Regions from separate parts of the Homo sapiens genome. Here region 2 is linked to region 1. A link is an interaction called in ENCODE POLR2A ChIA-PET data of the cell type or tissue named here. Cell type or tissue: MCF 10A. All regions are shown on one strand. Links, peaks and the distances in the headings refer to the core of each region. The heading gives the core; the rest is flanking DNA.

What was found. ChIA-PET counts read pairs that join two places held together with the same protein. Peaks named below come from ENCODE experiments on the same cell type or tissue, not always from the same donor. Only the 100,000 strongest peaks of a DNase experiment are listed, where the experiment ranks them.
Region 2: POLR2A ChIA-PET joins it to region 1 with 5 read pairs; 2 of 35 experiments call an interaction of 5 or more read pairs at or near these places.

Annotation. Positions count from the first base shown.
Region 1 is chr13:106,223,792-106,236,609 of GRCh38, forward strand. LOC107984626 (a long non-coding RNA gene) reads right to left here. Exons shown (of 4, transcript XR_001750000.2): 4 at 8,192-10,518. Among named protein-coding and RNA genes, the nearest start is that of LINC00460, 150 kb to the right of the region's middle. In MCF 10A, for the core only: no CTCF peak of the experiment used is centred there; a DNase peak (open chromatin) is centred at 6,850.
Region 2 is chr13:106,507,840-106,520,657 of GRCh38, forward strand. It overlaps EFNB2 (ephrin B2), which reads right to left. Exons shown (of 5, transcript NM_004093.4): 2 at 4,690-4,973. Among named protein-coding and RNA genes, the nearest start is that of EFNB2, 21 kb to the right of the region's middle. In MCF 10A, for the core only: no CTCF peak of the experiment used is centred there; a DNase peak (open chromatin) is centred at 5,302.

The sequences.
Region 1 (12,818 bases), core at 5,439-7,938:
TGCACAAATTAATTACTATCTTTATGCCTCAGTTTCCTCATCTGTAAAATGGTCAAAATAATAGTACCTATTTCATAGGCTTATTCTGGGAGTGAAATGAGCTAATACTTGTAAAACAATGGTAAGCAGTATAGATTTTTGAGAAGTAAATACTCGAATGAAGGGTAAGTTTAGCGGAATAACAGTTGGATGTTAGGTATGAACATTTTCACAAATAGAGAGTGGCACTCAAATTTCCTGGAATTCAGCTTTCCTGCAAAGGTAAATGAAATTAAATCAGGCATTTGACAGAAAGTTACATAGGCTTTGAGCATCATAAAAAAAAAGGGCAGGCACAAAGCATATGTGGTGCATGCCTCATGCAAGGTTTGCTGTACTTGTTAGTTATAGCATACTCTCTCTTGTTATATGAGATAAGACTTATGAGTTCAGATAGCTAACTATCTCTTGAGTTTTCATTGAGTGATAAAGAATAGAAGTTTAGAAGGAAGTAAAGGAATCAGTGTGAAGAGCAATCAACTGAAAATGACAGCTGATAGGGGAAAGAAAACAGGACACTGGTGGCTGCTTCTGGCATGGTGACCACAGACACCTTCAGCCTGAGAAAAATATTTGCAGGTGGTTTGGCAGATGCAGAGGAAAAGGCTATTTCATACGTATATACTTCCCAAATCTAAATCAATGCAACAATGATTATCATTCTTTCAAAAATCCTTTTAAGTTCTTTAGAATGAGCACATTTTTAACAGCTACATTCACACACACACACACACACACACACACACGTATATGGCACATATACTACAAAAATGGCCTCACTTAAATTATCTCAACTAATGTTGCATTATTATAAGCACATAATCTCATCTTAACATCTCATACCATTAGCAGATAAATTTTATATTTTTCAGACTTGCATTTAATTGTTACTATGGAAATGTATTTATTGAATGTATCAGTGGCTTAAACTAAAGTTGACAAGTACCAATAGAAGTAGAAACATCGGTTTTATAACTAAAAAAAATGTCATAAGCATAAAAGGTGAATAAATTCCAGTGGGAATATGAAGTATAAATTTCAATGTACTAGTACAAGTAAATCAACAGGTGGGATTTTATAAAAGCAGCTAAAAGGAAAGAGAGATTAAGGAGTGGGAATTTCTGTGGAATCATATCTTTACCCCACTACTTAGTATGTTACCTACTAAGAGACATTTAAAAGAAAGACATGAAATCGCTGAAACTTTTCCTGCTATTTTCAAAGGAGAAATAAATTCAGAGTGACATCTTGAGTAAGCCAGCCAAGGTTTTGCAGAACCAATATAAAATGATGCATATCTATATGAAACCAACTCATTTGCTAAAAGCAGAAAAGAGACCCAAATTACAGACATCCTTCAGATTTGCAGTTTTCTCCAAAAACAGAAAAAAATATGTAACTAAGGAGAAACACAAAGACCCAGTAACAAAGTTAATGATAAATATGCTCGGAGAGAAAGCAGAGGGAACTACTGCATATTTTCCCATTTACATAATATTGTTGAAAGTCACATGAGGCCAATAGCATTTAAGGCAAAAGAGTGACAATTTTCTCAGGACATGCTTGCATACCTTTTGCTTCATAGTTGGGTGAATACACGGATGTGTAGATCATGAATTATGTCATAGCCTATGTGTAGCAAATATATGAGAGAAAAGTGCTCAAAACTTTTTGTCACTTTTTCAGTGAATGCTCAAAGTGCATGAGAAGAGATATTTAATTTAGCTAATGCAGAGGAAAGCCACAAGATCTGATGGTTTTATAAATGGGAGTTCCCTTTATGGGCCAAGGTACAAATTAGAAAAAATATGCTATGATTACTACAACTGAATTCCAAACGTAAGTGTGTAAGGAAGATCAACGTTTCATGCATAGAAGTTTTGGACCAAATGCCACTCTACATAGTATTTACCATTCTCAAAGGACAGACAGTGATCCAAAAATAAATCTCAGTGTTGGAGAAAACAATAAAATTCAAAATACAATCTAGCCACTCAATGCACAGTTGTCCTTTGCTTTTTAATATATGAATAAATCAGCTACGAGAAATTCTGGTTTTAAGTAGATTTGCTATCTGCAATCAAGATGCTCACACCAATCTTTTAAGCAAATAATGAAACCAAAACATTTTTTCATTATCTTTTGTATGATGTCAAGCATTTGCTCCAGCAATATATTAAAGTAATGTATTCAGTGTCTTTAGTAGTCTGAACCTATCTCTTTAAAGTTGAAATATAACAAATACTGTCAAGGATGTAATATCAAGACTCCTGAAGATGACTTCACTGTGGTACAAACAGTCTAATAGCCAAGAGTCATGCTTTCTTGTGACATATTGAATTTCATGATTTATTAATGAAGTAAGTTGATTCTGTATTATTGACTTTTTTTTTAACTTCAAGAACAAACATGAAGGAGGACTTTTCAAGGCCAAATGCACAGAATGGACTCACATTCTTTTAGCCACCATCATCACTGGGACATGGTGAGCCTTCCTGTTTGTGAACACAACCTACTCCCCTGCTTAACTTCTTCAAATGTTAAACGCAACTTTAGAGAAAAATTTCCTCATGATATTAGGGTTCACTTTGAGTCCAAATACCTAGAACCTTTGGAAAGAGTCAAAAAACACTCAGCACCTTTTCTGAACAGCTGTAATGTGAGTCAATCTGACGCAGTCCAATAGACATAAAGTGTGAAGACAGAACACAACTGGATGAGGAAATGCTCTTAGGAATCACATTATCTCTTAGCAAGACAGATGCAGTAACCAGGTGAAATATTTCCTACAGTATAATCTACAACACATGGTAATGATATTGACTTTGAAATATTTTAATTTCAAAAAAATATTCTTACCTCCATATATTGACTCCAAGATTATCACATTCTAATAACCAGCTGTGGGATGTAGAAGGCTTGGAAAAGCATCAGCTTAGGGTAAAAATAAAGAGTTGTATATTTTTGTATTAATACACAATATCAAGAATGACCATTTTTTAAAACATAGACTCTCTTTAAGGCAATAACGCATGAATGCTTATTTCTAATACATTATAGGTTCAATCATAGAAGAGGAATAAAAACTTGTATTTTTTTAAATAATAAAAAATTTAATACAACACTATATAAAGTGAAAGGAAATGTCTATTCCCTATCTAAGCACTGAAGCTCATTTCCAAAGATGACCCCTGATTGGGTTGAATAAGGGTTGATCTTTCTTAAAACTCCCTTTTGCACATAAAGTTACCTTTCCTTACAATTTGCTTTTTAATTTCATTTACCATGCTGTGGGCAAATATATATTCAGTTCATACATGTTTATCACTTTTTGTTGTTGCATAATATTCCAATGGATAGACATGCTGGACTATACGTAACCAATGCCTTCCTTATAATAATGAAACAAAATTGAAACAATTTTGTAATTACAATCAATCTGGCTGTTAGAATATTTTACACACACCTTGCATAGTTGTACAGGAACACTTTTAGAATAATGTCTTAGAGTTTGAATTGTGGGTCAAAGAATTGTATTTATAAATGCTGTCAAATTATCCATCAATAATACCATCCCAGCCAAGAGCTCATCTATTTTCAATTCCATCTGGACTTTCTCTCTAGTGGGTGAAAAAATACATCTTTTTATTTGAATTTGAACTATTTGTTTATTTGTGAGGTTGAATAAACTTTTAAATGATTACCACATTTTATTTAGTTTCTAAATTACTTGTTTTTACTTTTTGCCTGGTAGGTTATTTATATTGTTGTTGTTGTTGCCATTGTTGATTTATAAAAATAAAAAATGTTGGGCCAGGCACAGTGGCTCATGCCTGTAATCTCAACACTTTTCGAGGCCGAGGCACGCGGATCACCTGAGGTTGGGAGTTCACGACCAGACCCACATGCAGGAACCCCGTCTCTAACATGGAGAAACCCCGTCTCTACTAAAAATACAAAATTAGCAGGGTGTGGTGGGGCATACTTGTAATCTCAGCTACTCAGGAGGCTGAGGCAGGAGAATCGCTTGAACCTGGGAGGCGGAGGTTCCAGTGAGCCGAGATCATGCCACTGCATTCCAGCCTGGGTGAGAGAGCGAGACTTCATCTCAAAAAGAAAAAAACAACAACAAAAAAAGTTAACAGTAACAATAAGGCCAGGAAGAGCTGGATAGTAAGCATGTAAAAAGTGCCTGGCACTATGCTAAGACTTTGCATGGAGGGGCATGACATCTTCAAATCAAGCATATGAAACAAGATGTATTACTGGGCTCAATGCTGTGCACTGCATTTGGGATGGAAAAATGGCAGAACCCTGTGAATCAAGCTTGACTCCAGTCTGTATACTTATCCACTGTTATTCTGCCTTCCTATTTGTATGCATCAATTATTTTCTAGATTTTAAGCCACATAATGTCTTAGCACTCCACCCAACATTATTAAAATGTTTAAAGGTTTCGGTATCTAAAATGATGAGCTCCCATTACCTGGAATTTATTTATAGAAAACACCTCATTTTCCAATAGTGCCAGACAAATGTTGCTACATATCTTTAACACTACATTGATCTGTCAACCTCTGCTAGCTGGAGTGATATAGAAAAACAGGAATTAAAGAAAAACTGTGGCTCAGCCAACAAAAGAATTGCCATAAAGCCCAGGTACTAAGGTTTATTTATTTTGCCCCGAAGGAGGGAGCAGAAGCTCCCACTCAGAGAGCTTTACGCACACTTCTAATGCCCTCGGCCTTTGCTGCCCCAAAGGCTGAAAGCATCATGTTAGATAGCGGGGGTCACCCCAAGGGGTGGCACACTCACATCAACAAGTAGCTGGCTGATAGTAACAGAGGACAAAGAAAATTCCTGAAATAGAAGCAGGGCGTTCCTTCGGAGTAGGGGCAAATATGGAAGCCACTATGATCTGAGTAGTTTAATGTGGTCTACTGAAGTGCAGTGTAGTCTAATGACAGAACTGAAGGTAACAACAGAGAATATTTACTCACCAGCATTCCAGGGGGACCAAGAAAGAAAGTCCTCCTGGTTGGGTCTACTCTTCCAGAGGAAAACTCTCAGACAGAGGGAATCAATTACCCATTCAGGAACTACATGGATTAGCTAAGGCACATGTTGGCATGTGGGCCCTGGGAGAAGCAGAACATGAGTGGGAAGGAAGAAAGTCATGACCCACACAGTGTGGCACAATCCCTCTTCTGTGAACTTCCACATCTTCAGTAAAGGGACAATTTTATAAAAGGCTTGGCTCACTGCAAATGTGCAGAAGGTAAATGCAAGCCAAACAAGATGGTATCCATCAACAGAAGAGTAGAAACAGAGGCACCTTAAGGAGGGAGTGTAGGGTTGGGATAAAACAGGAATTAAGAGAAAAACTTCAGCTTCCCCCAGCTGTGGAATTAAATATTCAAACTAAATCCCCAAGAGGCAGAGAAGTTCCAAGTGACATCCAAATTATAATAGTAGTAATTATAATAAAAGCATCCAATAGCAATCCCACTTACATGTCAGGCATCCTACTGTTTTCACATGCACATTGTATCACTTAATTCTCACAACTTCCCAGTGAGATTGATACCAATCATTATTCTCTCCATTTTGCAGGTAAGGATGCTGTGGCTCAGAAAGACTAAACACTGTGGCCTACATCATGAAACTAATAAGTGATACAGCCACAACGTGAGCCCAGCTCTATCTCCAGAGACAGTACCATTCACAACTACATTCCGTTCATAGCAGAATATCCCTGAGATATCAAAAATAAGTAAGTTTGTTACTTTTTGATCTAAGAAACAAGGCAGAGAGTAATACTCTTAAAGGTATTTCCATAAATTATTTTACACTTTAAAAATCCTATTTGTTTAAATTTAGTAAGGCTGATTGGTTGTCAAAAGCTAAGTTCTTCTGCCTGAATCCCTTTAGACTCCAAGTTCCTCGTCTATCAAATGAATGATTAATTGCTAAGACCCCTTCTTGCTCTTGCTGTGATGAACTCAGAACATTTCAATGCCTAGCAGTGAGGTGGGAAAAGGCTTTGGTGAAAATATCACACTGTCCTCATCATGGGCATGTGACACAAGGCAGCCGTGGGAACACACACCTGGCTCCCAGGCTCTGGAAACCGTCTTGGCTTCACAGGGTTGCATCTTCCTTTCACTTGCTTGAAAGACAGGAAGTACCTTTTAAGGAACCTAGGGATCCCTAAAATTCCTTAAATGCTTTGTTGTACACAGAAGGACATTAAAACCTGGCAAGGTAAGGGCTGCGACTATAAGGCTGCACAGCTCAGGGTCACATCTTGCCTAAGACCTGGTTTTCTGAGAATCCAGGCAAGGGAGCCTCAGAAGTAGGAGGAACAGAACACCCACAACACCTCGCAGTGAGGCCAGTGCTCAGGATCAGGACCAGAGATATTGCTGAAGAGGCAGCTAATTCACAAGACAAGGGCTCTCACAGTTTCTTTTAAGATGGAGCCTGATGAGATGGTTGTCCTGAGCTTGGTGGATGATGACGGTGACCATGTGTATGAGGTGGTCATCCTACAAGCAATGGGAAATGTCTGCTTCTGAAAAGTAGACATTAGGACCCAGAAAATGGTTCTATAATGAAATCAAACAACTCCTGCATGAAGTCCAGGAGGGCAAGAATGTGTGTAACCCAACTTTTCTTCCCAGCACCTTGCCCAGTGCCCGCCATAGGCACTCAATTACATGTGTTGAGTGAAAGAAACAAGAAATTGTCATGACTATGTCCAACAAGTAGGCATGCCAAATGCATGTAGTGTAGAAAACCAACTCTCAGTATGTTTGTTTAAAGAATGACTCACAATTTGGCATCTTCTTGCATTTACTCTGAATTCCTGACATGTGTACATATAGATACATTGTATAACCATGCTAGCTTATATGTGTTTATAGATTCCTTTGGATTATTTTCTACTCTTTTAATTTTTTAAATTTATTAAGTTTATTCTATTCAAAATAAAGCATTCTTAATAATAGAAAGGGATTTTGCAATATTTTGGTGTGTCCTCAACATGAAAGGTAGTAATACGGTTGACTATAGTGAGATTATATACATTCATTCATTTTGTTTTGTTATATCACAGCTAATGTGTTTTAAGTTCAATTGACAGATGTATTCCCAGTACTCAGGAGAGTGCCAGAAACTCAGTAGGCTGTCAATAAATATTATTGTACTCATGAATACACAAAAGTATGCAAATCAGTACCACCAGTCATGAAAAACTTTCTAATAGTCTGTCTTTACACAAAGACCTTCCTTTAGAGAACTACTTCATAGTGAAAATTGTGACCACATTATGATAAGCTTCCAGCAACTGCGCATCAGATCACTCCCCTTCACACACACACAAAAATGTATACTTAAAAATACATGTGGGCCAGGCACGGTGGCTCACGCCTGTAATCCCAGCACTTTAGGAGGCCGAGGCCGGCGGATCACGAGGTCAGGAGATCAAGACCATCCTGGCTAAAATGGTGAAACCCCATCTCTACTAAAAATACAAAAAATTAGCCGGGCGTGGTGGTGGGCGCCTGTAGTCCCAGCTGCTTGGGAGGCTGAGGCAGGAGAATGGCGTGAACCCGGGAGGCGGAGCTTGCACTGAGCCGAGATCACGCCTCTGCACTCCAGCCTGGGCGACAGAGTGAAACTCTGTCTCAAAAAAAAAAAAAAAAGAAAATCATATGAACAACGTGCTGGTGTCATTCCTGAGATGATGAAGATTACAGGAGGGTCAGGCTGTAGGGGAATCAAGTGTCCTGTTTTAGACATTTTAAGTTTGTAATGTAAGACTTCTTAAGAGACAGTTGGCTATACAGACTTTTTTTTGGTAGCAAACATTTTTTTGGGTTTAAAACTTTAAAAATACTTTACTAAAAAAGTCTTCATACAGCGTGATCCAGTTGGGGATCAAACACAGATTTTTTAAATTAGTTGTAAGAATGCAAATGTTCATATAAAAGCTATTATTAAAATTGTTCTTGGCGTACGGTCCCAGAAAGAAATGTTTTTTTTTTTCAGTCACACATTCATGTACACACATGCATGCACACACATAAGCACACATACATGAATCCACAACAACTGCCTAGGTGCCTAAGCAAAAAGCGTTCTGCACACATCCAAGCACACACAACCTAAAACATCTCATCTGTAACTCCAGTAACACATCTCAACTTTATAAACCTTCCCTTTTCAAATAAAGACAGCTTTAACATCAATATAGAAAAAGAAAATACTAATTCACTTATCTTAGAAAACTTTAGCAACATCTATTAAAAGCAGGTTAGAAGAACGATACTAAAAGCAGCAAAAGCAGGGAAAATCTACCAAAACAAGCATCTGTTCACCTTTTGCAGAATTATACATATGCAAGAACATTTTGCCATATTTTGTAACACTTTTTTCCGAACACTAACAGGTAATATTAGAAACATATACTTTCTCTACATCATGTATACATAAAACACAGAGCTACACACATACCAAATACATAAAAGAACCCACAACTCTTCAGGTTATATTAGAACTGCCCTCAGCCCCTCCTTTATACATCTCTCTTTCTGATTGTCTTGTTAAAATAAGAATTCTTATTTAATCTGTAATCATCAGAAGAAATAAGAACCAAATATCTAACTATGTCTGATAATATATGTGGTTTTATGAAGTTAAAATATTTTACAGTCAATTACAGTTAATACAGTTCATTTTTGTTCTAATTTCTGAATACTCTTTCCTACTTCGGTAAAATTATTGATGTAATAGCATATCTATGTATACTTTGTGCTAATAGAGCAAATACACTTAGTTCTCTATTGATCTCCCATAAGATATAGTTGTGGTTACATTTACAATGTTTCATTACTCGTATTTGAATATCCTGAGTACAATTTCTGGATGTATTTGCTTTAATTCCAAAATAAACTGTACCCAGTGGCAGCTCTGTTACTGAGATTTCAGTATCGAGTTCCAGGCTCTTCACCTCCATGCCAACAGTACTACAAAGAAAACACTTCCTAGAGCATGGAGACAAGAATTGGCTTCTCTTCTTGGCAACAGATCCCGTGTTGATGATTTTTAAAAGAATAAGTGTTCAGTTCAAGAGCCCTAGAGAGGCTGATAACTGCAGCTCTGGTCATTTGAGAAAAAAAAGGAAAGAGATTTTTAAAAGCCAGACACAGGGGCATGGAATAATAGACATTTCCTTTAATTAAAAAAATAAAATAAAATAAGCAAAAGCAAGTTTTGAGTAATAACATATGGAGCTCCTTATAATTAGATTAAAAACACATAGATACATACATAGATTAATGTCTTTGATGTGTCTGGACTTCAGATCAATTATGCACATGCTAATGTTCAATTTCCATAAGAATAAAGCAAATGACAATTATATGTTGGCTTAATTTTGTTTGACAAAGACACTCTTCAGACTCCTTAGCAAGAAACTTGGTTCTATTCCATATGAGTTCACTCCTAGAATCTGCAAAACTCCATGAAGAAGAAATTAGCTAATTTGTATAATAAATAGACCCAATCTCCTCTCATCAGACTTGCAGATCTTAGCTATCCTAGAATAAAAAAAGGATGAAGAGTCATAGGGGTTTGTTAATCTCCCCTCTGAATGAAGGCCTCTAGGAAATGACTTAGGTGGTAGATTTCACACAAAAAGGCACTTGGGTCTCTTGAGTGAAGACTTTCAGGACCTATGACTGTCCCTGTTGCTCATTGCTGCTCCTTCCCCTGACCACCATCTTGTCTCTTGGAAGAGAACAAATGCAAGATAATTACAAGAGAAAATTGTTATCTCATATAACTCTACCGTTTTAAAATAATTTCAGTCACCCTGTTGGAAAAGGCTAATTGAAACTTGAGTAAGGGTAGAGTCCCAGAAAAAAATTTTAAAAAATAATAAATCTCGATGGAATAAGAAAAATCTGCTTTCTCATTCTTTTATCTGCCTTTACCTGTATGGCTTTGAGTAGCTCACTTAATTTCTCTAGGTTGAGTCTCTTTTATACAATGAAGGCCTCTGACTAAATTATGTTTTAGGTTATTTCTAGCTCTAAAATTGTATGCTTCCATGCATAAGATGGATTGTTTGCCAGGGAGGTTTACCAGCCGCAATGGGGGAGCACTCACGGAAAATGACAGCAGGACTGTGGCCTCCATCTCCAGCACAGATAAAAATGGAAGCACAGTTCATCTCCATTTCTCAGCCCCTGATGAAAGTGGTGGTGGCTACCCAATCCGGAAACGATGGAATTGACAAGGGGAAAACTCGCCGAGGGAAATCATATCTTCTACAGACTCTCCCTTCTCGTCACCTCTCTCAACAGATGAACTGACATTGAGTGGAGGGGACAAATGGGCTTCAGGGACAGGGATGTGTGTATTGTGCGGCGCTGCAATAGCCACGTAGAATAGTAATCGACTAAAACTTCTTTCCTGTTAAAAACAAAAACAAAAACAAAACAAAAAAGTCTGATTCTGAAAAATATCTTTGGAAATAATGAAAATTATAGCCAACAATATAAAATGATTGGTGAGAAGAGAACCAGAGAAGATCTCAAGAATGCACACGTATCTCAGAAACCCACCCCACAATTGCCCTGTGAGCTCCTGTCTCGACGCTAAATAATCTTTGCTAATTCAAAGCCAGATCTTTAATCTTCATATTACAGAATGCAAATGCACATGTTTATACTTAAAATGAAAGGCAGCTTGATATAAAAGAATCTTTACTTCCTTCAAAATGCTATGTTAAGTGCCACAAATCTCCTGAAGATGGTATTAATTTCCTCTAATAATAATTTCTGGGTCATTAAGTTCATTGCATTTTACTTTATGTGCTCCTTATCAAGTACACAGAAGCCTGCGCAATTTCTCCCAGGAGTCGGGCTGCCATATCAGAAAGGCTCACACTTTCAAAGGATTAATAACACCTCTCTGGTGCTTTTAAAAATCCCTCGCTAATCTCCAGACTCACTTACGCTGCCCTGCCTGGCCTTGCTTCTGTGTGACGGAGGCATTGGTGCGCCGGAGCTAGGGCAGCACTCCAGCTCACAGCAAATGGGGAGCAATCCGCCAGGGCAGAATGGATAAGCCAACTCGTATTTCTTTTATGTCTTTCTCCCCTGGAAAGGGAGGGAAAATAAAGGTCACCCCAATATGAATAAAGCAGCCTTTTGATGAAAGGCATTTGAAGGGATTTCTCTGCTTGTAATAGGAATCCTAATTCAATTGAATGATGTGACTTAATCTAACCAAGTAACTCAGGCTAGTTAGCCTGCAAACTGGCTTGACTGGTAAAAGCAGAATTATTCACTACTTTTAACTGTGTTTTTACTGGTGCAAAACTTACCTTAAGTTGGTATAGACAAATTTTCATTTGCAAACCGTAAGTACTGATCCATGATGATGGTAGTAGCATTTATCGATATCAATCAAAAATCTCTCCAATACGTAGGTCCTCCCTCTCACATACCAGATATTTATTATCTCATCTAATAAGTTAGGGTTTTAAAGAGACATTGCAAATCAATAATATTTTCTATTATTTTGAAGGAAATTATGATTCTTTTGGCTGGTGTGTCTAAATTAACCTAATTAGAATTTGTTAATTTATTAACCATCCAGAGTGTAAAGCAGTGAACAGGAGAAGTGGACAGAGCAAAGCAGACACGGATGTAACATCCAGTTGCAGAGTGCACTCTGGAAACAGCACCAGGGTCGAAAAGTTGTACCCTGGTGATGAATGTCTCAGTTCTGCTCTAGGACTATATCTTCTTGTTAGAGCTATATCTTTTTGTTCAATACCTTTATCATATGTAATAGCTATGCAAACATAAATATAACCACATATAGTAGACTGATTAGTTCCCAGACATTCAGCATGGGCAATCCATGTGTGAAGCATGTTTTTTTCAGAAACCATAGAAAAGTAAACAAACCGTCAAGCTCCAATGCTCTTTTAGTCATTGGCACAATCTGTAAAGTGGGTTAACAGTCCTCTGAGATCTTACAGGATTAAGGATAATATTTTCAAGATTTAAAACAAAATCCTTCATTTCACTTTCTAATTCCAAAGCAGTACACATGTTACATGACGCAAATGAATTTAATATACTCACACGTGCAAAGAAAGTGAGGTTTCTGTGTTTTTTCTAGAATTGATTTCATCTTCCTTGCATGCTCTCACTCCACTGAGGGCAAGGAAACAAATTTGCCAGTTAATCATACCTTTCATGCTTCTCGTTCCATCTCCTCTTAGTTTACAAGCTCTCAGGTACGGGTTCAATATCTTAAAGAATTACCCCTCCACAGCTCCCAACAATGGCAGCTATTGCTGCGGTCACCACGGGGAGTCTCATGCATGTTCTTCTCTGGGTCCTCACTGGCCTTTCTTTTTCTTCTTCTTCTTTTTTTTTTTTTTTTTTAATGGAGTCTCGCTCTGTCACCAGGCTGGAGTGCAGTGGCATGATCTCAGCTCACTGCAACCTCTGCCTCCCGGGTTCAAGCAATTCTCCTGCCTCAGCCTCCTGAGTAGCTGGAACTACAGGCATGGCCACCATGCCCAGCTAATTTTTCTATTTTTAGTAGAGATGGGGTTTCACCATGTTGGCCAGGATAGTCTCGACCTCTTGACCTCGTGTTCGGCCCGCCTCGGCCTCCCAAAGTGCTGGGATTATAGGCATGAGCCACCATGCCTGGCCCTCTCTGGCCTTTAAGGCAAAAATGTTCCTGGT
Region 2 (12,818 bases), core at 4,224-6,723, 280 kb after region 1:
CTATGCCACAAGATGTGTCTTAGCTATGGATTTGCAGCAAAATAATGCAAAAGCCATATGAAGCTAAATTGGGAGGCGCTTCATTAATACGGTTTTCTTTGTCTAACAGCTCTGCTGTAGCTACTGTTCACTGGAAAAGTATGAACACAATGGCATTCATTTTTCATCCATCTCTGACTCACATGATTTTGGTAGTGTGACGAAAACCTCTTTGTGGGTTATTTTGCAAGGTTTTATGCGAAGGTAGAATAACCAGCCCACAGAACCTTCGTAAGGACAGCTGTTGCAAAGGGTCGACACACCAAACCTGCTGACTCATTCAGCTCTGGGTGTCGCCTCTGAAAAGAAACTAAACCAGGCACAGAAAATGCTGCAAAGAAAACTCTACGGATAAAGGCTACGAACACAAGAAGGCTTTCCCAGTATCAACTGGAGCATTTAGTAAGTCTAAGACACAGCTTCCCTTGAAAATAGGCAATTTCAGAACAGTTATTTCATGAACATTAAAAAAAACTTTAAAGACAATAATAAAATAACTAGAGGTTAGGTAAATTAGCTACTCTATTTTTAAGGCAATTAAAGATCTGAACATAATAAAGAAAAGGTCTCTTCAGACCACATGGCCATAATATCTCCATCTTTGCATTACTTGAAGATTAGGAGATCTCATTATGCAAATCAGGCCCAGGGCTAATTACTGAAATAGGTCACTTGAAAAAGTCAATTCTAAACAAGAATAAAAACCCATATACAGATGCTCCATGACTTAGGTGGGGCTATGTCTTGATACTTGATAAGCACAAGGTAAGCTGAAAATATCATTAAATTGAAAATACATTTAATACTCCAATAAACCCATCAGAAAGTTGAAAAATTTAAGTGGAACTATTTTAAGTCGGTGACCATTCATATATAATTTTGCCACAAGTTAAAAAACAAATAACCATCTATGAGAAGAATGAATGAGGATGCATATCAGTTTGCCACATATCTCCTAAGGGGACTTAGTTAATACTTAGTGTGTTTAAAAATACAGTTCAAATTAAAAATTCATATTCACGTCTGAAACTCACAAGTGTGATGACTATATTTTAAAGCAGGTAACACCACAAATCAAATTAAATGTTTTTAAAGAATTTACAGAGGATCATGTCCATTTGAAACCACACTAACAAGTGATCCTATATTGCATTTGTATGCCCAGCCCTAAGGTGGCTTGAAACTGGAGGAGACCGCCATCATTAGCCAGAACAATGACAATACTAAAAGCGTTTTTTAGGGAAATAAATTAAAGTTCAAAGAAATAAAATTGACTTTCTCATTAAGCTTAGGAAGCAGGACTAGCAAGTAGGACTCTAGGTTCCTGGTTTAATTCTTCTGAAATGCTGTTCATGTAGGGTACTCCCCAATGCAAGTCAGTCCCTCTGGACTACTCCTCACTGGGGAAAAGTCAAGCACTCCTCCAAAGCATCAGGTCTCTTTTTCCTCTCCATGGAAAGAAACCAGCACACAATAACATATTTATTATAACACTGCTCGTTCTGAAGGCGCTTACCAACTAGACACTCAGATTTGGGGTTAAACCCATGTAGAATTTATTAAAGCTGAACTCAAATGCTAATATTATTTACTGTCTCAAAGTGAACCAACGATTTGAAGTGTTAAAAATATACATGTAAATTTTAATACTTTCCGTCATGCTACCTAGCACTATTTATAAATGTACTGATATAAAAATTACTAACTTCAAACACTTTCCTTCTCAAAAAAGCCAGTACAGAGCTTGACTGTGTGTGTGTGTGTGTGTGTGTGTGTGTGTGTGTGTGTGTGTGCATTTGTCTGATATGCAAAGTAGTGACTTTTTAAAATCCATTCATTGTTTTGGTGTCTTGGAACTTATGCAGAAGCAATACAAAGTCAATATTAATTTCTAAAACTATTTTAACATTTGTTCTCTGCATTTCCCATTTCCTTTCTAGGGAAACTTGTAGATCAATGAGCTTTGCTGTAGGGTGGGTGAGAAATTGGCTTCTATATTTTCCCAAGTATCTGAAACGCCTTCCTCTGCCTACGCCATCGTGGAAGTCTTTCAACTCTGCTGAAAGTCTCAACTGGACTTCCTGGCAAACTTCTTAGCCCTGAGTCCTCCACCCAGCCCTTATGACAGTCCCCCAAAGCAACATTCAAATAGCCTCTCGTAGTTTCAAACTTGAGACCCTCAATTCTGTATTAAGAAAGATTCATTTATCCCAGGCTACCATATGCTTTTGCATGGTAAATCGTAACTCTAAGGAGAGCTCTGATGGCCAGAGTAGTTCAGTAACTGCAATGAACCTGTTAGTGTGGTATGAAGAGTTTCCAAAAAAAGAAAATAATAGATGTCGTTATTGTGTAGATTAATATTATAATTATAAATTAAACTGCTTCTAAATACAAATCTCTCATGTATTAATAAAAAGCAATTATTAAATGCTCACCACATTAAGCAAAGAGATGTTGGTAAACAATTATTTGCATATCTTGCATATTATTTCACACTAAAGGTTAAACTCTTAATGTTTACTAAAATTCCACTTGCGCCCAGTGCGAACTTAGAATTTGCAAAGCATTCTTCGTGAAGTCATAAGCTAAAGTAAGAAGAGAGACTCTGGGTGTGTCGGCATTATCGGTGGACGTGGGCTGCATCCACGCATTAGGGACATGCGTTCACTGCCCTAGGGCATCTCATCTCTAGTGTGTCCCCTCTTCCCGTACCACGACCTTCTTTCTCCCACCCCACCTAGGGGCATTAACCTTCTTAATAAATGCATCTGATCAGTTTCAGTTGCCTGTAAATGTCATGCCTAACAGTAGCTTTCACTGAAAAAGTCTTACTTTAAAAGTCTTTACTAAGGCCAGGCGCGGTGGCTCACGCCTGGAATCCCAGTACTTTGGGAGGCCAAGGCGGAAGGATCACAAGGTCAAGAGATCCAGATGATCCTGGCCAACATGGTGAAACCCCGTCTTGACTAAAAATACAAAAATTAGCGCACACCTGTAGTCCCAGCTACTTGGGAGGCTGAGGCAGGAGAATCACTTGAACCCAGGAGGTGGAGGTTGCAGTGAGCCGAGATCACGCCACTGCACTCCAGCCTGACGAAAGAGAGAGACTCCGTCTCAAAAATAAAATAAAATAAAATAAAAAAATAAAGTCTTTACTAATATAAATACATTGTTAGGCTTCCAAAAGCTTAAAGTTTCCATTTATTTTACCTGGTAACTATTTTACATTTTCAAAGATTTCCCTACTATGCTGCATACTTGGCCACCCCATCTACCTGTTTCATTTCAGAATGCTTTTATTTTATAATAATTACTCCTTACTAAGTATATACTCTACCACATTCTCTCTTTTTTTTCTTGTTGTTGTTGTTACTAATTCTTGGTAAGCTACTCTATGTATCAAGTTGGCTTTAAAAATAGGTTTTCATTCTGTGCTTTGAAGTGTAGCTCTTGAGCTGGGTGCAGTGGCACATGCCTGTAGTCCGAGCTACTTGGAGGCTGAGGTGGGAGGATCACTTGAGCCCTGGAGTTCAAGGCTACAGTGAGCTGTGATCATGCCACTGCACGCCAGCCTCGGCAACAAAGCTAGACCCTGTCTCTAAAAAAATAAAATAACAATAAAGTGCGGCTCATAGGTTGAGATGCAAGAGTTTCAGTTTGATCACCAAGAGTCTCCTACCTAAAGTTTTAGAGTCCACCTTGGGGCAAATAATAAACCAGTGGCAGATAGCAGTTCCCTAATAAACTGAAGTCTATGGTAACCAAGCCACTGGAAAATTCAACCCAATTAATTATGAGTATAATTTTAAACCAAAGAAATTAAGAAAAAAGACTTCATTGCTTGAATGACGCGAACAGCTGTCTGAGTCACCTAGACTTTAACACCACCTGGGGCCCTGGGAATGACGCTGACGAGAGATCTGCACATAGTAGGCGTGGGCTCCAAATGTGCTCATCAGCTGACTTCACATCCTCACAAGTCAGCCTCAGATATGACCCAAGGGATACGTACCATCTCTTCTTGAAACAGCGTGTCAAATTATATATATGTATGCAAAAAAGAGTAATGTACTAAGCAAACCAAGTTTCGTCTTTTTCTTCTGAATCTGGTTTTAATGTGACCTGTCATCCCCATCTTTCGAATTTATGAGCTCCATCTTCTCTAGACTGTTAACTTCTTGAGGAAAACATGCTATTTTACCACCTTTCACTGCTGAATCCCTAGCCCTTAAGCACAGTCTCTGGCACAGAATAAATACGAAATGAATGAGTGAATGAATGGATGGATGGGTGAAGAGAAAAGGCAATGCACAAGATTTACCTATCAAAATCCACCAATGGTCCTTAAAAATGGTTTTGTCAGTAGAGATGCTGAATATATTCATATAATACATTTATTTCAATACTATTAAGAATTCTAGTGTTTTTTTTTCTCTTTGGGTATGTATACTTAATGAATACTGGTAGCACAGGGTCCCAAATTCAATGAAGTTTTCTTTGAAAAAAAAAAAGGGGGGGGGGACAATTTTTCCACATAGATTTTCATCAAATTATTTGTCACAATAATTTTAAGGAAACAAAAAATTGATACAAACCTATATAGCTTATCTTAATTTCTATAAAATAAATGAATAAAATTATACTTACATATAATGTAATAATCTTTGTTCTTCTGAAATTCTAGACCCCAGAGGTTAGGGCTGAATTCTTGAAACTTGATGGTGAATTTGATATCTTGGTCTGGTTTGGCACAGTTGAGGAGAGGGGTATTTTCCTTCTTAATAGTGCATCTGTCTGCTTGGTCTTTATCAACCATATAAACTTTATAATATTCATACTGGCCAACAGTTTTAGAGTCCACTTTGGGGCAAATAATATCCAATTTGTCTCCTATCTGTGGGTATAGTACCAGTCCTTGTCCAGGTAGAAATCTAAAAGCATAAGAAAAAAAAGCCATTGAGTTGATAAAAATTAACAGTATTAATGACAGTTACAAGATAGCCAGGCAATGCCCATAATCCCAAACTACACATTTTCAGATTCACACTTTAATTTATCAAAAGTCTCTTACTTCAGATCAATATGGGATGAATGTATTTTGGAATTAAGCTTTAAAAGAAAAAGGAAAGACAGAAAGAAACCACTTTCCTTACTCTAAGCTGTAGGATCAGGCTACCTGCTGACATTTCTTTACCACCCCCTCGCTTGTAATATTTCAGTACTCCTTTGTGTAACTTTACCATAACTCTTCCTCCGTGGTGAGTCAGATCTCCCACATGTTTGTTATTTTTTAACCATTGGCAGCTTTAGTTTATTGGGCATGCCACAGAGAAAGCTCGTCAATTGGAGGGAACAGTGGATCCACTAATACTTTGTTGTCCTGTTAGTTTCCCTGTGCTGTTGATGTTAATTAACAGACAAGTTTCATCAAGAATGTTTCAAATTACTTATCATAATTAGTCAGTCACTGATCAAACAATGGGTTTTTTATTACACTGAACAAAAGCAATGTCTTACAAATGCGTAAAAGATAACCAGAAATAATTAGTTGTGGTATTGATTCAGCTGCAAAATGAAGTGTCCTCTACTTGCAAGGACAACTACTGTCCCTGCCCTATAAATCTTTTTTTTTCTTCCCTTGAGATGTATTTGCTCCAATTAATTCTCAGAAGCAAATCTTTAGAACTAAGACTACTGATACAATATCCCCTTAATGCTTATAGCTGAAAGCCTCCCTCCTCCCTTTCCTCTTTCTTGGTAGCCATGTTCCTGAATGATCTTTCTTAATGGGGAGTTTCTCTGAAAAACTGAAACAAGAACTTCCTAATGAACATCCTTCTACAAGTGCTAACACTAACAACACACTTAGAAATCTCAGCTCGTTCGTAAGCAGCCAAGCCTGCAGGCTCATTAAAATATTAAAGCCTAAGAACAAAGAATCGCCTCTGAATCCTTCCAATCCAACCCTTTCTTTAACCAGAGACGCCCACCAGCCATGATGACTACAGGGTCATAATTCACTAAGAGATAAAGCAAGGATGATAGGGCACCCCCAATTTCAAACCCATACCAAGGGAATAGTTTATGATTTATGCTAATGAATGGTATTAATTTTCTGAAAAGTGCATGAGTGTGGTTATGAAGCAGCACAAAACATAACAGAAATCATACTATGGATTCATATTAAAAACCCACACTCTTTATTGGGAAGAAAAATGTATGTGGCTGTTACCTCTTTCTTGGGAATGTGTTACTGTACAACCCCCAAAAGAGAAGGATGGTCCCTTTTTTTTTAACTGAGCTCCTTTAGCAAGGATATATGACATTCATTCATTCAAAAAAACTTTCTGTGAAACAGAACTCAAAACGAATTTTTATAACAATGATATATTTAAAACAACCATGTGTGTACTGTTGAAGAATTCTCTAGAACTTTTGACAAATGCAAATCACAGTGGGAGCCTCTCTGTGGTATCCCCTCAACCTTGTGAATGGCAATGTGTTCTCTGTAGACAATTTCATCTTCTTTATGGACAAAACACAATTCAGTTTCTCAAGTAACAGACTGAATCAGAATGTTTGGGATGAGGCTAATTTCTTTATCTCCCCCAGCCCCTCCAACACACACACAGTAATTCTGATGTGCTGCTGAGGTTAAAAACCTCAGGCAAGATGCCGGGCAGTAAGTACAAACTAAATTCCATAAACATTAAATTGATCATCTTCCTGACATTTCCTTTTTCTCCTGTCTTATTCCTTGACCTTTTTAGGACATCTTTAAGGTTTACAAACACCAGGAGTCAATTCCTGCCTAGGGTTTCTCATACACTCCAAACCTTTTCTATCCTTAATCTGCTCCTTTTGTAGCCTGCACAGACAGCACTATATAAGGGTTAGCTACTATTAGGGGAAGTATTCCTAAATTACAAGCCCTGGGGGCATCCCAGGCTTCAGAGATTAGGATCCTTAACCAAACCAGATGTACCCATTTCCTCAACCATTCATTCAGCTCTTTTAAGAAAATGCATTACACCCCCTCCCAAGCTGTACATCTCTGCAAATCTTAAAACTCTCCCACATTACACCCTATGTCTCAAGTTTGGCTCACTAAGCTCCTTCTTCATTCAAAATGCTCCCAAGATCCTGTTTCCTTCATGAGGATTTTTTTTTTCCTGCTTAACTAAAGATTCACAGGAGGTTTCCTCCCAGGCCATGCAAGTCACTCCTCTTGACTCTCATCACTCACCGTCTCAGCGACAGGTCTTGCTGGTGCTGATGCGGTGAGGTCGAGAACATGGGACGCAGGGGTCGGTGTGGCTTTGGGGATCTCTGTGTTTGAGGCCATATTTTCAGAAGGCGTAAGTCATATAAATCATTTAATGAGCCTTTTAATTCATTTTACAAACACGCCAGGCCTTCCTTGATGTAAAGTTTTCATTCAGTGTGTACTGTCCAACTTTGTTAAAAATCTATAATGGTCAGTGACGGCAATCCGGGGGATGCTTATCAAAGCGGAAGTGTGGTGGGGAGGCTCACATTTCAATATGCATATTAGATACGCTTGTAAAAAGTAAATCGTGACAAAGCTCACTATTCCTGATGATTCCAAAAGCATTAATTCACCTTTCAGAACACACTGTGGCAAAACGTGAGGCAAGAATTTGATCCTCGGCTCTTCAAAAGTAATTGTTTCTAGAGCTCATTAAAACAATGATTGTTCCTTTAATTAAATCAATACAAAAGGCCCCAATCCTTGAGTGGTTTAGCAGCTTTTACTTTTTAAGCGTATATATAAACAGCCATAGCGCACAGTCACTTTAAGTGAAGAAATTATGGCTTCTCAGTGGACAGAGTGCAGTTGAGCTGAGAGCCTGAACTACAGCTCTCCTGGCCATGTTTTCACTACGTGTAGTCTGCATTATTGACTCTGCCTCCCGGGAACTCTCACACTTCCTAAAGCACCATGGCAGCAAACAACAGTACTGTGAGTGTAACAACTCAAGTAACCTATGTTGTGCCAGACATTATGAGTGACAGAAAAGTGGAGACCACTGATCATTAGGAATTTATAGTCTAGCTCCCTGAGGGCAGGCAAGTCCCACATGTGACTAATTCAGTATTAAACACCCAAGGGGCTGACACAGAGTAGATGCTCAATAAATAATGTATTAATTGAACAAAAAATAGGAATGAACAAATAGAAGCTAACATTTATACAAATTGAAGTCAAATTAAATACCACTATTTGCAGATCACAGACATGATAGGAATTCTGAAGACAGAACCACTGAGTCGGTACAGGACACACTGAGGAGGAGAGACTGGATTTCTGAAGATGCCCTCCCAGGCACACTGGCATTTCTGGAGAGCAAGGAGCCCTGCAGATGCAGTTTCTGACCCTTCCTCTCTGGAAAAAGTTCTAAGTATTGGCAGTCTTCTACAATCCCTCTCTACTTAAAATGCAAGGCAATCAGCCACCTCCAGAACCACTAATAATACAAACACAGCTGCTTTTGAGCACTTGCTTTTGGCTCAGCACTGTCCAAAGCCCCATACATCCCATGTTCTTCATTTCAGCATGACGCATGGACCTAACACACAAAACAGGTGAAGACACACTGGTGCCCAATGAGCATGACAGGAAAAGCCCCCTTTCTCTGCACACATTTCAGTTTTGACTGCAGCACATTCAATTATAACTCCAGCATTGGGAAACACATTTTTTTCCCCCAAATCAAGCTGTTCATAGATAAGCCATGAAGTTAAGGGAAATCAAGACACGCACATGTGAGCGTCACATGGAGAGCCAGGGAAAGTCTAGCTCCACACCAAGCACACATCAGTGGTGCCTGAAGGGAAGAGGCTTCTTCCGAGGCAGTCATCTGAGACCACGGCTCAGATGTGCAACCCTTCCCCAGGAGGCCAGGAACCAAAAGGTGAGGAAGAAACAGACCAGCTACATGGCATTTGTGTTTTACATTTAATATTACATATGGACTCCAGACAATTATGCAAATAGCAGAATATATATGAAAAGAAAATGGGGTGAGTTTCCTAATAGTATCATTTTTTAATGGAAAACAATTGAGTTCCATATGTTATAATCAAGTCAGTAAACAGAGTTCCTATTTTGGAAGTGATGGGGTTTATATTTGAATTCTGTTGCTTTGATTGCTTAGACACATTAACAAATCAAACTACACAGCACATCTATCTATGCCCTAAATATTTTGTAATATTCAACAATACACTTCTCCTATGCTGACTTTGAAAGTGTTAAAAAGAATTATGATGATGATAACTGGCTAAGTTTAAATTACTAAACTGACTTTCCATTATGGATGCCAAATACAGATTTCTTTCTGTGTGTTCAGATAATGTTCATCTTGTAACCAAAAACAGCAGAGGGAAACCGCCACAGTTACAACCCATACCACATGGGGGGAGGCTGTTCTTGTTAAACTTCGCCCAGACAGAGAGTGGTTAGAGAGAGGTGTCATTTAATAAAGTCTGCTGATTTTAAGCCCAAATAAAAAGCAAAGACCACCAAGAGTGATTCATGTCCCACACAGGAGAGAGAACTGAGCCAGACCAGTTCCATCCCTGAGCGAAGTCAGAGCAGGCTCTCTACTATCTTCCTGGGAGGGGAAGGCTGCCTCTTCCTTTCCATCAAGACAATCTCCAGGTTCAGGACTGCTTCCCAGGCCATGGCGTGTGGCTTGGTGCATTCTCACTGGAGGGCCTGCCTGGGAACCATGGGAAGCTACTCTAAGAGTGAGGCATACTGAGTGGAAATAGGCAACTCCAGTGGCTTTTCCCAGTGAATCAGTCCTAAGCAAGACAATAGATGCCCTGCCTTTGAATCAAATATAGACACAATATAATGTGGAAAAAACTGGAAACACTCAAGTAGGGCTTCCAAACTTAACATGACTATGGTGAAAAGATCTGATATTGGAATCTGTTTTTACTCTTGGATTACCTATTGAACTTAAGCCAAGCTTTTTCAAGTTTTTCACCAATCTAGACTCTAATACTTCTACATGGATACTTTGGCTAAGTCTAATCATCTCAATTAGACATAAATATTTAGTAATCTAAACTGGATCTCTAATAATTTAGACATTTCAACTTCACAGTCATAATTGTAAAAACTTTAAAAAATAGTCCTTATGTTGCCAGGCGTGGTGGCTCACGCCTATAATCCCAGCACTTTGGGAGGCTGAGGCGGGTGGATCACGAGGTCAGGAGTTCAAGACCAGCCTGGCCAAGATGGTAAAACCCCGTCTCTATTAAAAATACAACACTTAGCTGGGCATGGTGGCGGGCGCCTGTAGTCCTAGTTACTCGGAGGCTGAGACAGAGAATTGCTTGAATCCGAGAGGCGGAGGTTGCAGTGAGCCGAGATCGCACTACTGCACTCCAGCCTGGGTGACAGAGCAAGACTCCGTCTCCAAAAAATAAAAAAATTAGTCATTATGCAACACAATATTCTTTAATATTAATAGACTAGAACACAGCATAATTAATGAAGACAACAGAAAGTTTTAACCTACACTACGAGCACATGCTTGTTTAAAACACGGGCCTAATACACTGAAAACATAAACCAGCCACTTAGAGTTCAGAGGTCACCTCATGTGATTTTCATTCACAGACCAGACCATGGCACGTTGGGATGTCAAGTCTGGACTTTTCTGCTGACCTGTATTGCATTATCGGGTCTCACAGGGTGCCTGGGAAATGGACGGAGGCAGTGGTCGCCTGATCTATTTCTGCACTTTGCCCAGTGTAATAGGAGGATCCGTGGGAAGCCAGCAGTGGAGAAGTTTATGGAGAGCTGTGTAGTGAACCCGAAATTGCACTCCCTGCTTCCCCTCCCACCCACGGCCACTCCATTTTCCCTGCTTCTTTCTTCCTCTGACCATACTACACGCACCTTAGCACAAACATCTGATGCCTTCTTACAAGTTTTCTCACGGTTGGCCAAAGAGTGTAGATTAACCGAGAAGAAAACCCAAATCGCTGGGGGGCCACTTGATGCTGCTGTAGTCTCTGAAAATACATGCGAAATGTGTGACAATATACCTGGTGGCTCTCCTGAGAGACGCGACAGGTCCACGGAAGGAAACCATGGAAGGATATGCCAAAGTTTCCAAACAAGGATGAGTTAATATGTTAGTAACTGACTGCAAGAATATTTAGCTGACACAGAATAAAGAGATCAGAACAAAAAAGATACAAACAGGAACTACCAGTTTCTACACCCAGACAGATAACTAGGCCAGGTAAACCCCAAATCGAGACAGACACGATGACAGTGCTTGGAAATGTTGTGGGAAAGCTTCTATTTAAAAAGCATCAGATTCGATCCAGAGCCACTTCTACCTAATATTACACACGTAAAGATCTATTTAAATATTTAATATTTATGTGTAATTATGGCAGTTATCATGCACTTGAGAATCAGGGCCATGTTACTCATGTAACAGGACAAGGTGAGTCCTGACATGGATGCTGGTGCAAGTGTGAGCAGAATAAATGTGTGGGGGGGGAGGAGGCCCACACATAAAGCTCTTCTACCTCTAGAGCAAACTGCCAAGCAGGGCGAGATTCATAAGTCAATTCGCATTACTCTCCACAAAGAATTATTTTATTTTTCTTTTCATTTCAAAATTATACCATTAGTGTATATGATCATTGTAAGCAGATGGCTAATTTCAGTTGAAAATATACACATCAATAATATATGGCATGTTGTTCTGTTTATTTTGCTGACTGCACGGAGACAACCATAAACAAATGGTCACACACACCGCCTTTACCTGAGACCACTTTGGGCTACTGAATGGTGGACTTAGAATGATTTTTAGCTTTCTGTGTTTTCTTTGCAATAAATAGTCAATGCTTTTGTGATAAGATTAAAACATTATTTTTTTAATGTAGTTTCAGAAAAACTTTGTGCTATCTTTCATAATTGACTTTAAAAATAAGCATTTAAAATATTTAATGCCTACAGACTTAAACTTTTGATGCAATTCCCTAACAAGCAGATAAATAAAATTATCCTAGTTGAAGTTGTGGCCTATTTAATACATAAATCTCTGAGTCCACAGAAGCTGTAGTAACAAACTTGTTTACTCAAATAAGTGAAAAAAAGGGAATATATACAATTTATGCTTAATCATTGAACTGTACAAACATTTCAAAGATTCTAAATCCCAGCTTTACAAAGAGGCTCAGCCTAGCAGTTGCAAACCAAAAGTCATGTAATATCACAGGTTTATTCCCAAGCCAGTGTTCTGTATCAAGTATACTTCGAATTTACCCCATTTTGGAAAACATGTACTTTTTCCATAAAAGGCTTTAATTTTTAATTAAATGTCAAAGCCTACAGTGAAGAAGAGAAGTCGAGTACAAACTGGTTCATCTGCAATTCCGAATGCAGATGAGCAGTCTGCAGTTCTGCTGTAATTGGCTGGTGTTTCCAGTCACCTCCTGACAAAGGATGCACGCTGCTCTGGATAAGCCCAAACCCTTGACCCTTCACCCCACCATGTACTTTGGGCCTGCCACATCTATACGGAGCTAGGAGAGCATTAACACCAAAGACCAAGGCTCCTTTCCGAAGTGCTCTGTGCACTTGGGAATACGAATACTCCCAAAGAAGGACTCTGCATCATGAGCATGTGAATTTGATGGCACACTTCATAAACAGGCAGGATCTTCAGTCTTGCATGTCTTCCATTTAATGCTAGATTGCTGCAACAGCTTAA